Regions from separate parts of the Homo sapiens genome. Here region 1 is linked to region 2. Evidence: chromatin contacts called from ENCODE Hi-C or POLR2A ChIA-PET data. All regions are on one chromosome and are shown on one strand. The core of a region is the stretch at or near the end of the contact, and the rest is flanking DNA. Distances in the headings are between cores, read along the strand shown. Region 1 overlaps FAM171A1 (family with sequence similarity 171 member A1). Region 2 overlaps NMT2 (N-myristoyltransferase 2).

Region 1 (7,376 bases), core at 2,056-4,555, 110 kb before region 2:
TAAGTCCTGGCTAGGCTGCGTATCCTGGGCCCATTCCCCGGCTCCCCCTTGTCTTTCAGCAACCCTCAGTCCAGTCGGAGAAGGTTTCTGTGCCCCACTGCCCTCACACAGGTCTCTGCCAGCCCATCTCACAGGGGCTCCTCCTAAGGCCTGGAGGGGTGCACTTTTCCTTCCCTGCTCTGGGATCACCAACCCAGCTTCTGCCTCTGCCCGGACCCTCATGAGGACAGGCTCCCTCTTTGCTCCATCACATGTAGACTCACCATTCTTGTTCTCTTCCTATTAGCAGAGTGCTTTACTTTTCCACCATGTGAGACCCAGGCTTCTACACAGGGGCTTGTTCATTGAATACTATCAGCAGCATTATTTAGCCGGAAAACCAGTAGATAACATATATTTCCTGATCATTGAAAAAAATACCAGAAGCAATGAATGTTGTTATATCATCCGGAGTGAGGAGATGAGAAAGAATGCTGGCTTTGACCTTCCATCCTGGAGGGCAGCGTGGAAAGGGAGAAGAAAAGCAAGCTGTGCGCCATGTGTGTGGGCAAGGGGGAGAAGGGATGAGAAACAGACTGCCCCTGGCAGGACACAGAGCGTTTGTGGGACCCCCGAGGAATTTGAACTCTCCACAGACCAAGGAGGTGGCAGGAGTAAGACATCGGTATTCTGTAACATCGAGGGAAAATAAGACCAGACTAAGAAGAATACAATAATGTTAAAATACCCAGATCCCCAGAGGCTGGTGTGTCGCTGTGGGTTTGTTTTAGGGATGAAGAAGGGGAATCGATGGTCTGGAGCTAGACTAATGTCTGTGTCTGTTTAGTTTCAGCAGAGATGACCGGAGTTAGATAGGACTCTCATGATTTTGGGCACCTGCTCGCTGGGCTCTAAACCTGGGCCTGGATTTCACAGAGTGGAGAACCAGCCCCTGGAGAAGTCTACCTGCTAGTTTTTAAAAGGAAGAGGGAGCATTGTGACTCCCTGCCAGTTAGGCAGTGTGTAGCCAAGACAGGCTGCCCCCGACATAAGTCCTTTGGACCTCAGTGACTTCACCTTTAAGAAGAGAGACTTGGGCTAGTGGATTCTTGGAGCTCTAAAACTCCCTTTTTCTAGAACACGTCTAGACAGGCTTCTTCACTCCTTACAAGTTCTTTGATCCAGAGTTAAAAGGAACCCTGGAGTGGAGATAAAGCCCACCAGCTCCGTGCAGAGCTGTTGAAGCAGGACAGCAGGGGGCCGGGAGAAGGAACCCTCAGCAAAGCACAGGTGGAATGTGGTCTGCCTCAAGCCTGGGGTTGGATCTACAGTTTTTCTCTTAACAATGCTTTTGCCAGGTTTGCACAAAATTACCTAGCACCTTTACGTCTGGTGAATATCACCGCAGCATTAGGTAAAAACCAGTTCAGGTTTTATGATCAAAACAACATCTGGGCCAGGCGCGGTGGCTCACACCTGTAATCCCAACACTTTGGGAGGCTGAGGCGGGTGGATCACCTGAGGTCAGGAGTTCAAGACCAGCCTGGCCAACATGGTGAAACCCTGCCTCTACTAAAAATACAAAAATTAGCTGGGTGTGGTGGCGGGCACCTGTAATCCCAGCTACTTGGGAGACTGAGGCAGGGGAATCGCTTGAACGGGAGGCAGAGGTTGCAGGGAGTTGAGATCACACCGCTGCACTCCAGCCTGGGCGACAAGAGCAAAACTCCATCTCAAAAAAAAAAAAGAAGAAGAAAAGAAAAAGAAAATTTGGAGCAAAGTTAAGCTGCAGAGGACGGCACAACCAACTGTCTAGGGCCTGTCAGCCCAACCTGTCCTCCTACACAAAGGAGTTGAGTTTGGTGAAGAAGCATCATTTTGCATCATTTCAAAAGTCTCATCCTAAATTCTGTGACATAATCCATCACAAGTAGGAAGCACGCCTCCAGAATAGACTGGATGATGACAAATGGCAGCTCCCACAGAAAGAGAAGATTCATTGCCGCTGGGGTATTGTTTGCAATTCTTTTCAAGGTTGCACTGTTAATTCCCTTGCCCTCCTTCAATTTGGTTCATGGCATTAAACCAGATTTTTCCAGGGAGATTAAAGACGGGTTTGCAGCGGTATCAAAGAGTATCTCTTACATTGTTTGAGTAAAGAGATTAATAGTCATCTACTTGTTTCATTTACATGGAGTTTCCCAAAATGCTACCCAGATCCACAGGCAAATGCTGGGCAGTGACAAGACTGCTTGCACATGGAACTTGGAAAAAGCTTTTTGTTAAAAACCTAAATAACATCCTGTGTCAAAACAAATGTGACAATGGGCTATTATTTCTCTCCCCATAATAGCATGTTGTCACATCTCTGTGTCCTGCATGAATGGGGGAAGGGAGGCCTTGTGAGAGGGAGCAGGGTGGGGGAGGCGTGCTGAAACCTTAGAGAGGCACTTCCTGGTTTTGCATTTTCTAAAAACAGAAACTGCTCCTGGGGGAGATAACTCGGAGGTTAATCTCTGCAGGTGCCCGGCCACAGCCTCGCGTTCATTTCCAGAGAAGGGCTCTGAGGTTGCCTGAGAACACCAGCTACAGTGACCTGACCGCGTTTCTCACGGCCGCCAGCTCCCCTTCGGAGGTGGACAGTTTTCCTTATTTGCGAGGATTAGACGGAAATGGAACAGGTAATTGGAGTCTTTTCTCTTTTCAGTGGGAGTTACTGTGTTTTAGTCTTTACATGTGGATTTTAGGTATGATTGGGAGTTTTAGCACTATGTGGGAGAAAGGCACTGAAGGTGCAGAAGGGGAATTCTTGGTACAAGTTCAAGTGCTTTGAAACTGTGTTACGTCGGTACGAGCCCTGCAGAATTACATGTTAGCACATTGGTCTCCTTGAGCTTTTCTTCTGTTACCAGTTGCCTTAAGCACCTTCTCTGAGCTCTCCTTTGGTGGACTAAATATATTCAATTCAGAGAAATTCTTATTGAAATTGCAATTTTTTTAAGTATAAGATTAGACTTAGGGTTTTTGGCCCAGCTGCCCTCTGCCTCGTCCCACGAGCCCCCATTTGAGAGGGTAGCCTGTGGGTGGGTGGGGCTGGTAGAGACTTACCACCCCACCCACCTATGCTGCAGCCAGGAGGGGAAGAGGTGGTGCTTGGTCCAACTCAGAGACAGGCATACCTTGGCTCCATGCCCCACCGGCATGGGGACCACTTAGGATGGGGAGCCTCCGCCCTCTGCCATCTGTGTCCACCCAGCTCTTTCCCACATCGTTTCTTTCTCTGCACTTGCTCTCTCTGTCCTCAACTGGGCATAGAGTGGCCAGGCTTTGAATTTGCTTTAGAATCCGCCCTCTCCTGGCAGGTCTCTAAGTCAGCTGGGTCAGTACCACTATTCTGGCATGCCACAGCTAAAAGATCAGAGAAACTAAAAGCCATCCACCAGAAAATAAGTGATAATTCCTTATCAGAGAAAGACCCAAGACGGGTACCTTCCACCTCTGTTTGTGTCCAACTGCACCATTCTCTGGACCCCTTTGCACTGGAATGGTCCCCACTCCTCCTGGTGGAAGAGGTGTCAGGATTCTGGAGTCCTGAATTATTTTCTTGTCTACCCCACTTTCCTTTCCCCCACACTTTAAACTAATCACAGCATTAAAATTTTAAATCAAAGGCTGTTCTGAGTTGCATTCTGCTAGGAGAGTAACTCACTGCATTTCCCAGGGATACTTGGCTTGAATTTCACTTAATTTTCCAGTGCTTTACATAAACTGATTATTCTGAAAAAGCTTTTAAACCTGAAACATTTGATCCATTTTGTAGCATATTAATAAGTTTCTGGTTATACATAAAGGCAACATGGTGATTTGTTACTCATTTTTCTTCTCTCTGTTTTCCAAAACGTTTCTTCTTTAATTTTTGTGTGCTGATGAGGATGTGATTAACTTGTCAGTAAATATGTCAGTACTTGGTCATCAGAAAGATGGCATAGCAGTCATCTTAAGTAAACATTATTAGGAAAAAAAAATGTTGACTATTACTTGAAATGTGCCGGTCTGGGAGAAAAGTCTTGTTTTGGGGAGCATGAAGAAGTGGTTTAAGGCTGGGTGCGGTGGCTCATGCCTGTAATCCCAGCACTTTGGGAGGCCGAGGTGGGTGGATCATTTGAGGTCAGAAGTTTGAGACCAGCCTGGCCAACATGATGAAATGCTGCGTCTACTAAAAATACAAAAATTAGCTGGGTGTGGTGGCAGGTGCCTGTAGTTCTAGCTACTCAGGAAGCTGAGGCAGGAGAATCGCTTGAACCCAGAAGGTGGAGGTTGCAGTGAGCCAAGATCGTGCCACTGCACTCCAGCCTGAGCAACAGATCTAAACTCTGTCTCAAAAAAAAACAAAAAAACAAAGTTTTAAAATATCATAGCCAGCATCCAGCCTCCCGGACAAAATGGTGCACGATCCACAAAACCCTAACTTGGAGGGACAGCCTCCGTGCTCGGGACTCATTAAATTTTTCTGTGCCCCACTTCCAGTAGCTCTTGAATAAATTATGCAGTCTGAGAAAATGGGGGAAAACGAACACTAAGACACAGAACTATTGATTTTAGAGGAGTTTGTCCTATTTTAAGATCATTCCGTGATTTCAAAGGGAAGAGAGGTCTTTGCAATGTGACATGAAATTTCTCTTCCACGGAAAGAATGGATGACTTGACCTAGAAATGACTAGGCTTTCTTGGAGACCTAGCAGCGAAGGCATCCACCCATAGTGAATTCACACGCGCCCTCGGGGACTTGGAACCTGGGCTCCCTTGAGCACAGACACCTCAGTAACTCACCAGCTCCATGGCGGCCCCTGGGGTCAGTTTGCACACAGCTTGTCTTTTGCCCACAGTCACTCATCTCCTGTTTTACTAAAGGCATCTAAGAGCTCACAGCCTAAAGAGAGCACGCCTGGACCAGACGTGTCTTTGGAAGATGACACAAGTTCATCTCCCGAAGACGCAGAAAATGACTAGCGTCATAACCAGAGTTCAGTGAAGGTGGATGGAAACAGAGAGGCTGCGGAAGAGACTGGAAAGGGCTCCGAAAGGCTGTTTTCTGGGGGTACCATGAAGGTTGTGTTGTTTGGTTTAGAGGGTGGATCCAGAGTTGTAAGTAAGTGGAGAAGCATCTTCTCTTTCTAGCTCTTGGGGGCCCCCTCCTCTCACCGGAGAGCATCGCACTCTTCCCCCAGCTGCTGAGAAAGCACAGAATGTTCCGTGGTGTTCCCAAGGGGTTTTTACAAAAATTGCTTTCACTAATAACTCCAGGAAGACAGAGAAGAGTCAATAAAATGACAGGTGCAGACTTTTCCTGCAATTCCAAAAAGTTGGTAGAATACAGAGCCCAACAGAACCTTAGATGTCAGCTGAGCAGAACCTGTCACGTGACGAGTGACCAGGTAGATGGCCCAAGGTGATACAGCTCCTCTCCTCGCTTGGGCCAGTGGTGTTCTGCCCCGCAACACGATCCTGCTGCATTTGCCTGACACCTGCTTGTCTTTGTGCAGACTTAAAGGGAGCCAGGCAACATCCAGATGGAACGGGAAGGATGACCACTTTCTATATAAAACTCAGTATTTTGTGTAAAATTGGAGTTTCATAACAAAGAGAAGGAAAATAGTTTAGCCCTTCAAAATGTGAATTGTTGCAGAATAGGCCAGGCGCGATGGCTCACACCTGTAATCCCAGCACTTTGGGAGGCCGAGGCGGGTGGATCACTGGGAGGGAGGTCAGGAGTTCAAGACCAGCCTGACCAACCTCATCTCTACTAAAAATACAAAAACAAAGAAAAAAAAATTAGCAAGGAGTGGTGGTGTGTGCCTGTTGTCCCAGCTACTCAGGAGGCTGAGGCAGGAAAATTGCTTGAACTGAGAAGGCAGAGGCTGCAGTGAGCCAAGATTGCACCATTGCACTCCACTCTGGGTGACAGAGCAAGACTCTGTCTAAAAAAAAAAAAAAAAAAATCGTTGCAGAATAAACAACATGGGGACATAGAGGGAGAGTCATTGGGAAGGCATAGAGAAGCAGGCATTTAATGAAGCCCTGAGGGAGGAAAGAGGCCTCAAGAAGGCAGATATAATTCCCCACAATGTCTTAAGACAGCTAGAGGACACTAAAGGGACATGAAATCCCATGAACCTAATGCACATTGCTGTCCATTAATATGCTCGTTTCTGCAATGCTCTACTTACTTCTGAATGTTTCAAGCTGAGTGTACTTATTTCCATAGATGCAGGAAGGCATCTAGTCTACCCTCCTTAGTTTTGAAGGTAAGAAAAACAGACCCCAGAGGAATGAAGTCACTTTCAGAGGTGACATAGGCAGTGAGTGGCAGATCTGGTACTGGGACTCCATCTTCCTGGGCTGGGAATGTGCAGGAAGGGAGAGTTGAAAGGTGACAAGGGAGGAGAAGGGAGACACCATTTCTAGGGCTTTTCTCCTCTATCTACCAAGTACCTGCTACCTACGTACTTGGACATCTTGACTAGAGTTTGATGAAAGAAAACAGCACTCCCTGATGGAAAACATTATCTCTCAGTTGTTTATACAGTCTAGTAAATTATTTAATGTCTCTGTAGTTTCTCTTTTTTTGTTTTGTTTTGTTTTGAGACAGGGTGTCACTCTGTCACCCAGGATGGATTGCAGTGGTGTGATCATAGCTCACTGCAGCCTTCACTTCCCAGGCTCAAGTGATCCTCCCACATCAGCCTCCTGAGTAGCTGGAACTGTAGGCATGCACCACCATGCCCAGCTAATTTTTTGTATTTTTTTGTGCAAACGGGGTTTCACTATGTTGCCCAAGCTGTTCTTGAACTCCTGGGCTCAAGCAACCTGCCTCGGCCTCCCAAAGTGCCAGTATTACAGGCATGCGCCACTGCGCCTGGCCAGCTTTTCTGTAGTTGTAAGTTCCATCTTCCTGAGAGGGCCTAACAGAATCTAGAGCAGTAGATTGTAGACCTGGCTTTGCTTCTCTATCAACTTTGAGCTGCTGGCACATTTGTGTTTCAAGACACAAAATCTTTGGACCAGAAACATGGTAAATTCTGAGTTTTGTTGGTTGGTTGTTTTTTTACCATAAAATGACATAACCAGACTAAGAGATTTCAAAACTTGGATCTGTGATTCCAACTTCGATCTTTCCACGAAATCTCCATTCCCACACCTTTGCCTTCATTAAAAAACAGACGGGTATGAATGATAAAAGGTAGGGTGGCATTAGCTGTGTAGAAATTGCTGTATGAAGGATTTAGCTGTAATTCATTGTTGAGACTCTAAAATTCACTAGGTTTTCTTTAAATGTTTAAATGTAGACCAGATTGGAGGTTTACATCAGCTCAGTTTGGTAGGTAGGTAAGTATATA
Region 2 (7,410 bases), core at 1,088-3,587:
TCAGGCTGGTCTCAAGAGATCCTTCTAGGCTCAAGCGATCTTCCCGCCTTGGACCCCCAAAGTGCTGGGATTATAGGCGTGAGCCACCATGCCTGGCTGAGCAAATTACTAACTGACACTCAGGACAAATATATTTTCATCCAGTTGGATAGGCATCTACTTCAAAGCGTCCTTCCCAGTCACTGCCTTTTATTCTGTATCTCTCTGTAACCAAGCTTCTTGGAAATTTGGAGATATTTTAAAGTGGAAGTATTATACAGAAAAGCTGTGAGGTCCCAGGCTCCTAGTGGTTTCTGGAAAGCCATAACCAGTAGCAGTTAGAATACATGGTAGAAGTGGGAGAGGGATAATCCCCTAGGTTGTGAAGTCACAGGCATGTCCACCATGATTTTGGTCCCTCCCACCCAGCCTGTGGCCCCAAGATAATGCTGAACACATAGTAAATGTTCAATAATTACTTGATAGTAAGTTGCAGTAGGCTTTACCATTGAGGTTGAAACAATGGTAGCTTTCAGAAGTATTTTATGGCCTGGGAATATGTGATGGCACCACCTCTAGAGCCAGACTTATCCACTCATTCATTCCACAAGCATTTGTATTAGTATGTACTGGTGTGAGGCATTGGAGACCTTAGGGACGCAATTAAGAATAGACTTCTTAAGTAGCACATACAAATGCATACATAAATCACACTATAACAGTACAACGGATTCACCAATTCACAGGGTGCCAGCAATAGGAACACCGGGAGAGGAAAGCCTAAAATAGTCCTACTCCCAAACCAGAGAATATACAAAACTGAACGTATCTGCAGCATATTTCTAGCTCATGTACCTGGCTGTGATATGTTTGTTTAATCCCAATTGCTAGTCAGATATTGATGAGTGTCCTTGGCCACCAGGTGATTTTAAATATAAACATCATGATAGCACAAATTTGATTCTATTGATGAAAATAAACTGCTTGTTGTGAGGTGGCAAAACCTTACTATTTTTAAACCACTAGGGTACCATTTGACAAAGTCTTAATGTATCTTCCAAAATAAGCACTGTTTTCTATTTTAGAATTGGAGTGGAAATATGAATCTATAGCTCAAGTGCTCAGTTCTTTTTTCTTTTTCTCCAGCTCTGTTGCCCAGGCCAGAGTGCAGTGGCACAATCTTGGCTCACTGCAACCTCCGTCTCCCAGGCTGAAGCTATCTTCCCACCTCAGCCTCCTGAGTAGCTGGGACTACAAGTGCGTGCCACTGTACCTGGCTAATTTTTTTTTTTCCTTTTGGTAGAGGCTGGGTTTCCCCTTATTGCCCAGGCTGGTCTTGAACTCCTGGGCTCAAGCTATCCACCTGCCTCAGCCTCCCAAAGTGCTGGGATTACAGGCATGAGCCACTGTGCCCAACAGCGTGCTTAGTTCTTAAACAGTTTCTCTCACTATTGCACATGCCTTTCATATTTGGATGTCACAGAGGAATTATCCATTTTAAATGGAAAAGTTCATTACTTTAAAACATGAATAACCAGTGGAAAGAAAAGTTCCTTTATAACCTAGATGCTAGGTAACAAAACTAGCACTTTGTGTTTTGTTTGTGATTGTTTGTGACAGGGTCTCTCTCTGTAGTTAGACACTTAAAGCTTTTCATTGTTAGCCCCCCTAGTAAAAATCTTTATCAGGGAACATTTCCTCCTCTGCAAAAAAGTGGTTTGTTTAGTTCTGTTGCTTCAAGATTAGTGTTCTGTCGTACCCAAGAGATCTTGATAATGGAGTTTTTCATATCATGTATCTCTCCTCCCGAAAGCTGACTTAAACGTAGATTAGGAGAGTAGTGATAACCGTGGAAACTATTTTACTTCAGTTATAAAATGTGGTTTATCTCTGCAATCTTCCTGCTTCGTGACTTCTAAGCACCTGCAGGATGACTGAGCGGGGGCTGGTATTCTTCTGCATTGCCTGTTACCGTCTTCACTCCACTACCTTTTATTCCTCACCTACATCCTAACACAGTTATTTTCTACTGCATGTAACAGCTGTGTTTTTTGAAATGATTAATTGTATGCAATTCAATTTCATTTAATGATTTTTGTTTGTTGGTTGGTTTCACCATCTTTGCATTTCCTGCAGAAGTCCTGGAGGGTATTTGGGAGCCAAAAAGAAAAAGAAGAAACAGAAGAGAAAAAAGGAGAAACCAAATTCCGGAGGCACCAAGTCAGACTCGGCATCTGATTCCCAGGAGATTAAAATTCAGCAGCCTTCGAAAGTGAGAGCTCTGTTTTATTTTTTCCTCTGTGTGGTTTCTCGTGCATGAGTGGGTTTACGCAGTTTAGCGCGCTGCTGCATCAGATGTGTAGGGACTTTGTTGTGACTGTGTGTTGAATGCCACTAGTAACTGGAAGCTCTTGACAGCCTCCTTAAAATGGACTTTGGCACCCAAATAACGAAGGGGTACACTGTGCTTTTGTGTGTGTGTGGATACCTGCTGTGTTTTTCCCTTTTCTCAGTGAATTTGTATTTAGATTGTCGTTCTAGAAGAAAGTCTCAGTGTGAGCTTGTTAGGTTTTTTTGAAATTACACTTTAATATTTGATTACTTTTCGTTCAGAAGATATTCACATTGTAATTTTTCTGGGTGTCTGTCTAATTACCTGAATAGCACAACACCATCTGGCAGCAGATTTCAGCGGGAGCAGCCATGGGTAAGTCTCTCGTTGACTTTGAATTAAACCAGTTTGCAGCGGTCGTTCTTCATTCTAATGCCAAGGGTGGGAAATAGTTCCTGACATTCTCCTAGTTTAAACCAAACCAGAAGTTGTCCAGCTGGGCCCCGTGTTGGCAGATGGTGGCCAAGAAGAGGGTTGATTGTACTGCGTGGGTGTCTGGTGGCACAGATGGCAGCCATCCCTGTCTGTGGAGCCAACCCCCAGGCACCCTGTATGCTGGGCCTCTGGGAAACACAAAGCCCTCTTGATGCAAGAAACTCACAGTGAAAAGGGTAGAACCAGCCAGGCACGGTGGCTCACGCCTGTAGTCCCAGCACTTTGGGAGGCCGAGGTGGGAGGATCCATTGAGCCCAGGAGTTCAAGGCTGCAGTGAGTTATGATCACACCACTGCACTTCATCCTGGACAACAGTGAGAGACCCTGGCTGAAAAAAATAAAAAAAGAAAAAGAAAGAAAAGAAAGAAAAGGGGTAGAATTAGAAATATTACAAAATAGAGATGATTTTGATGATCGTACCTACAAATAAATTATTGTGAATAGGCTGGGCACGATGGCTCATGCCTGTAGTCCCAGCACTTTGGGAGGCCAAGGCAGGCGGATCCCTTGAGCCCAGGAGTTCAAGACCAGCCTGGGCAACATGGCAAAACCCTGTCTCTACTAAAAATACAAAAAGTTAGTTAGGCACGGTGGCATGCACCTGTAGTCCTAGCTACTTGGGAGGCTGAGGTGGGAGGATAGCTTGAGCCTGGGAGGTGGAGGTTGCAGTGAGCCAAGATCACGCCACTGCACTGCAGCCTGGCGACAGAGACCATGTCAATCAATCAATCAGTCAATCAATGTGAGTAGCATGTGGTATTGTGGAAACAGCTCAAGGGGTGATGTCTGAGACCTTGAGCTTGGTCTCTGCCCCCTTGCTCACTAGTTGTGTGCCTTTGCCTGGGTACTGCACTTCCTTCAGCCCAGTTCCTTCTCTTCTCTCTAACTCGCAGTTCGATCTTGAGGTTCCAGTTGGAGCATTTTTATTGAAGAGTTTTTACATCCTAAAACAGTGCATATATATATATATATATATATATATATATATATATATATATATATAGTAGTTGTTACCATTCTACAAGCTTTGTGGATTTCCTTTTTTCTTATGCAGAGTTTCTGTTGTGTTCCATGAAGTGAGACTTGCAGGTAGTTTTGATGTTGTCACCTGTTTTACACAAAAGAACCAGGAATCACTGAGAAGGAAAATTACTTGCCCCAATTTTTCCCTGACTGACTGCAGGGTGAGAAGAAAATGGAATCTTCTTCCCTAGCTTTTCAACTTGGTTCTCGGGTAATAAATATGCTACCCACTAGATACAGCTTTCCAAGGTAACTCATAGAGGATACCACCATAAGCTTGCAAAACACTCTTCCCGTTTCTAAATGTCGCTTCATCAGATAAACGTGGCATCCCTGACCTGCAGCGTGGACATCTCCTGTTGCTTTCAGCATCACCATTGGTCTCTGCCCATCCCTTCCACCTCTAGTGACTGTGAGCCTTTCCCCTCTCTCTGGTCACTTATGAGAAACTAGAGCCAAGCCAGGCAGTGGCGAACTCTTGGCATTATATGGTAGGTGTATTGGTCAGGGTTCTCTAGAGGGACAGAACTAATGGGATGGATGGATGGATAGATAGATAGATAGATAGATAGATAGATAGATAGATAGATAGAGGGGAGTTTATTAAGTATTAATTCACATGATCATAAGGTCCCACAATAGGCCATCTGCAGTCTGAGGAGCAAGGAGAGCCAGTCTGAGTTCCAAAACTGAAGAACTTGGAGCCTGATGTTCGAGGGCAGGAAGCATCCAGTATGGGAGAAAGATGGAGGCTGGGAGGCTAGGCCAGTCTCTCTTTTCACATTTTTCTGCCTGCTTGTATCCTAGCTGCACTGGCAGCTGATTAGATTGTGCCCACCCAGATTAAGGGTGGGTCTGCATTTCCCAGCCCACTGACTCAAACGTTAATCTCCTTTGGCAACACCCTCACAGACACACCCAGGACCAATACTTTGTATCCTTCAATCCAATCAAGTTGACACTCAGTAGTAACCATCACAGTAGGGAATTTCTTTTCTTAATTTGGAGGAAGTCAGTATTGTCTTAAGATGGGCTTTTTTCTGCTGCATTTTTAAAATCTGGGGCTCTTTCCCTTTAAGCTTATGCCAACTCTAGATAGCACTGTAAATTACAGTGGACTGCATTGCAGAATATTCTGGTCTACATACAAGAACCAAAATAAAAATGATATTTGGATTCTTATAAACTTCTTAGTGTTATAAAACTTGGACATTTTTTCCAAGGTACTATTAAATTTGGAAAACAATGGGTAAAGAGTATAGTTGCTGGTTAGTATGCCACAGAAAGCATGTGTGGAAGAAAAAGAGAATATACCTGCCTCTTATATAGGAGTGGAATCGTGGGAAGTTAATGTCGGGTAGATATTCATCTCACCTTGCCTGATGCACACTCATTCTTCCCAGGTAGTGCTACTATGGAAGGTGAATGGACAGGCATGAGAAATGATCATAGCTGAGTTTCCCTTACTGCTTTGTCCCTGTGGATTTGGAAATTGTGTTTATTTGAATCTACTTTCAGAAAGCATTTAAATAGAGCCGTATGTGGTTGTTCATGCCTGTAATCACCACATTTTGGGAGGCCAAGGCGGGCAGATCACTTGATGTCAGGAGTTCAAGACCAGGCTGGCCGACATGGTGAAACCCTGTCTCTACTAAAAATACAAAAATTAGCCAGGCGTGGTGGCACAAGCCTGTAATCCCAGCTACTCAGGAAACTGAGGCAGGAGAATCACTTGAACCCAGGAGGCGGAGGTCACAGTGAGCCATGATCATGCCATTGCATTCCAGCCTGGGCGACAGAGTGAGACTCTGCCTCAAAATGAAAAAAAAAAAAAAAAAAGAAGAAGAAGAAGAAAGAAAGCATTTAAATAGTGAACATTGGGATATCAATGTTTCGCAAAGGGACATTTCATGTAGAGGTGTGCTGGTCAACCCATGAGCTAATTAGGTAGGGAATAAATCACTCTGAAGTCTTCTTCATGGAGTTGGTCATTTTGGTCATTGGGTCATGTGGAACAAAGATGCTGATTCATGTCTGTTGCAAAATAGTTTGAGTTTGATATATTACTGTTAGAAGATTTAACTCAGAAACCAGGAAAGAAATCAAGGAACAAAAAATTAAATCAAGAAAGAAAAAGTACCATGACAAATTCATTATAGTCATTGTAGTTCTATTTTTATAAGACTGGGCTCTACTTTGCCATTTTAAGCTAAACTGATGCACAGTTAAGCATTATTAGTTGAAATATGCTGTGATCTCAATTCCTATTTAAATTGTAAGGTCTTCTAATAGATGGTGTTGTTGGAGTTCAGATACACATGAATTTCATTTTGCTAGAAATTTGCTCCTTTTAATGTTGGGGACTTAAAAGACACCCAAGGAAAAGAAGTCATCCAAAGATATAATAATGAGAACCGGAAAAGTATTTTGTTAAATTTGTATGTGTCATTAAGATAGGACCTTTATGATTTTGATGTTAAACAAATGTAAGATAAACAGCTTACAAAAACTGTGGCCATCTTGGATTGTGCTGTGAGACTTCCAAGCAGAGACAAAAAGACTTTCACCTGCCTCCAGCTGGACTTCAGAACTTCGTTTCCTTAGGGTTCTTGACAGTGTTTGTATGAAACAAACCCTGTTCTGTGCTGTGTACGATGAGTAAGCTTCCCAAGTTAAAATTATTGCTCCACACCACAGATTTCAGATTCCAAGTGGAACAGAAGTCCAAAGTTGCTGTTTATAAACTTCTAAGGGTCGATTGTACCTTTCAATGGTGTCCACCCTGTGTTGACATACAGCAAAACCGAAGGGCTCTTGAAACTTCTAACCACTTTCTGAATTACAGCGAAGAATATTCTTTGCATGGTATCAAAGTTCTACAATGTCTCAGTAATTTTACATATTGAAAAAAGTCATTGATTTCCATATTCAGTCCTCTGCGCTGTCTTCTCATTTCAAGTAGTCTCATGTTCCATGTATTATTACGTTATTTGAGGAATTAAAAAAAAAAAAAAAAGAACTGGGGAATCTCCAAGAGCTGGCGGGAATATTGGCTTTGAGAAAGGAACCTTAGAATTCAAACGTAATGTTTTACCTAAAAAGGAGTCCAGTTTCCAACACTTGGGCTGGGAACGACAGGCTATGGTTGCCCAGGATCTGAAGTACAGAGGAAATTGCTTGTCCTTCTGGTGGGAGAGTTTGTCTCTAGAGGATCAGGAGGATCAGGAGGGTCAGGAGAAGGGCAGGGTGTGGCCGGGAGGAAGGGGCATGGTTAGAGATTTCTTTTCTTGATCATTTTCATCCCAGTTCAGCACTGAGTTCAGATTTCCCTTCCTTCCTTCCTTCCTTCCATCTGTCCTTCCTTCCTCCTTTCCTCCCTCTCTCCCTCCCTCCTCCCCCTGTCCCTCTCCTTCCTCCTTCCTCCCTCTCCCTCTCTGTCTCTCCCCCCTACCTTCCTTCCTTCCTTCCTCCCTCGCTCCCTCCCTCCTTTTTTCTTTTCTTTTCTTTCTCTCTGTCTCTCTCCCTTTCTCTTTCTCTCTCCTTCTCTCTCTCTCCCTCCTTTCCCTTCCCTTCCCTTCCCT

What was found. Hi-C counts contacts between places; a loop is a spot of excess contacts on that map. ChIA-PET counts read pairs that join two places held with the same protein, here RNA polymerase II (POLR2A). Pooled maps may share reads with other maps.
Region 1: a pooled map shows a loop between it and region 2 (2.8-fold over the local background). The contact joins two enhancer-like sites. A Hi-C loop is called at or near these places in 5 of 50 pooled maps. POLR2A ChIA-PET finds 5 or more read pairs at or near these places in 3 of 52 experiments (CD8-positive, alpha-beta memory T cell, HEK293T and activated CD4-positive, alpha-beta T cell).

Annotation. Positions count from the first base shown.
Region 1 is chr10:15,250,005-15,257,380 of GRCh38, reverse strand. It overlaps FAM171A1 (family with sequence similarity 171 member A1), which reads left to right. Exons shown (of 8, transcript NM_001010924.2): 4 at 2,502-2,660. Among named protein-coding and RNA genes, the nearest start is that of FAM171A1-AS1, 45 kb to the right of the region's middle. RefSeq lists an enhancer at 1,024-1,667. Within about 2 kb of position 3,305, at least 5 of the 41 ENCODE cell types and tissues checked have a DNase peak (open chromatin) inside an H3K27ac peak, as active enhancers do.
Region 2 is chr10:15,136,263-15,143,672 of GRCh38, reverse strand. It overlaps NMT2 (N-myristoyltransferase 2), which reads left to right. Exons shown (of 12, transcript NM_004808.3): 2 at 2,116-2,251. LOC107984210 (a long non-coding RNA gene) reads right to left here. Exons shown (of 2, transcript XR_007062067.1): 1 at 3,821-7,410; 2 at 2,544-3,134. Among named protein-coding and RNA genes, the nearest start is that of NMT2, 29 kb to the left of the region's middle. Within about 2 kb of position 2,337, at least 2 of the 41 ENCODE cell types and tissues checked have a DNase peak (open chromatin) inside an H3K27ac peak, as active enhancers do.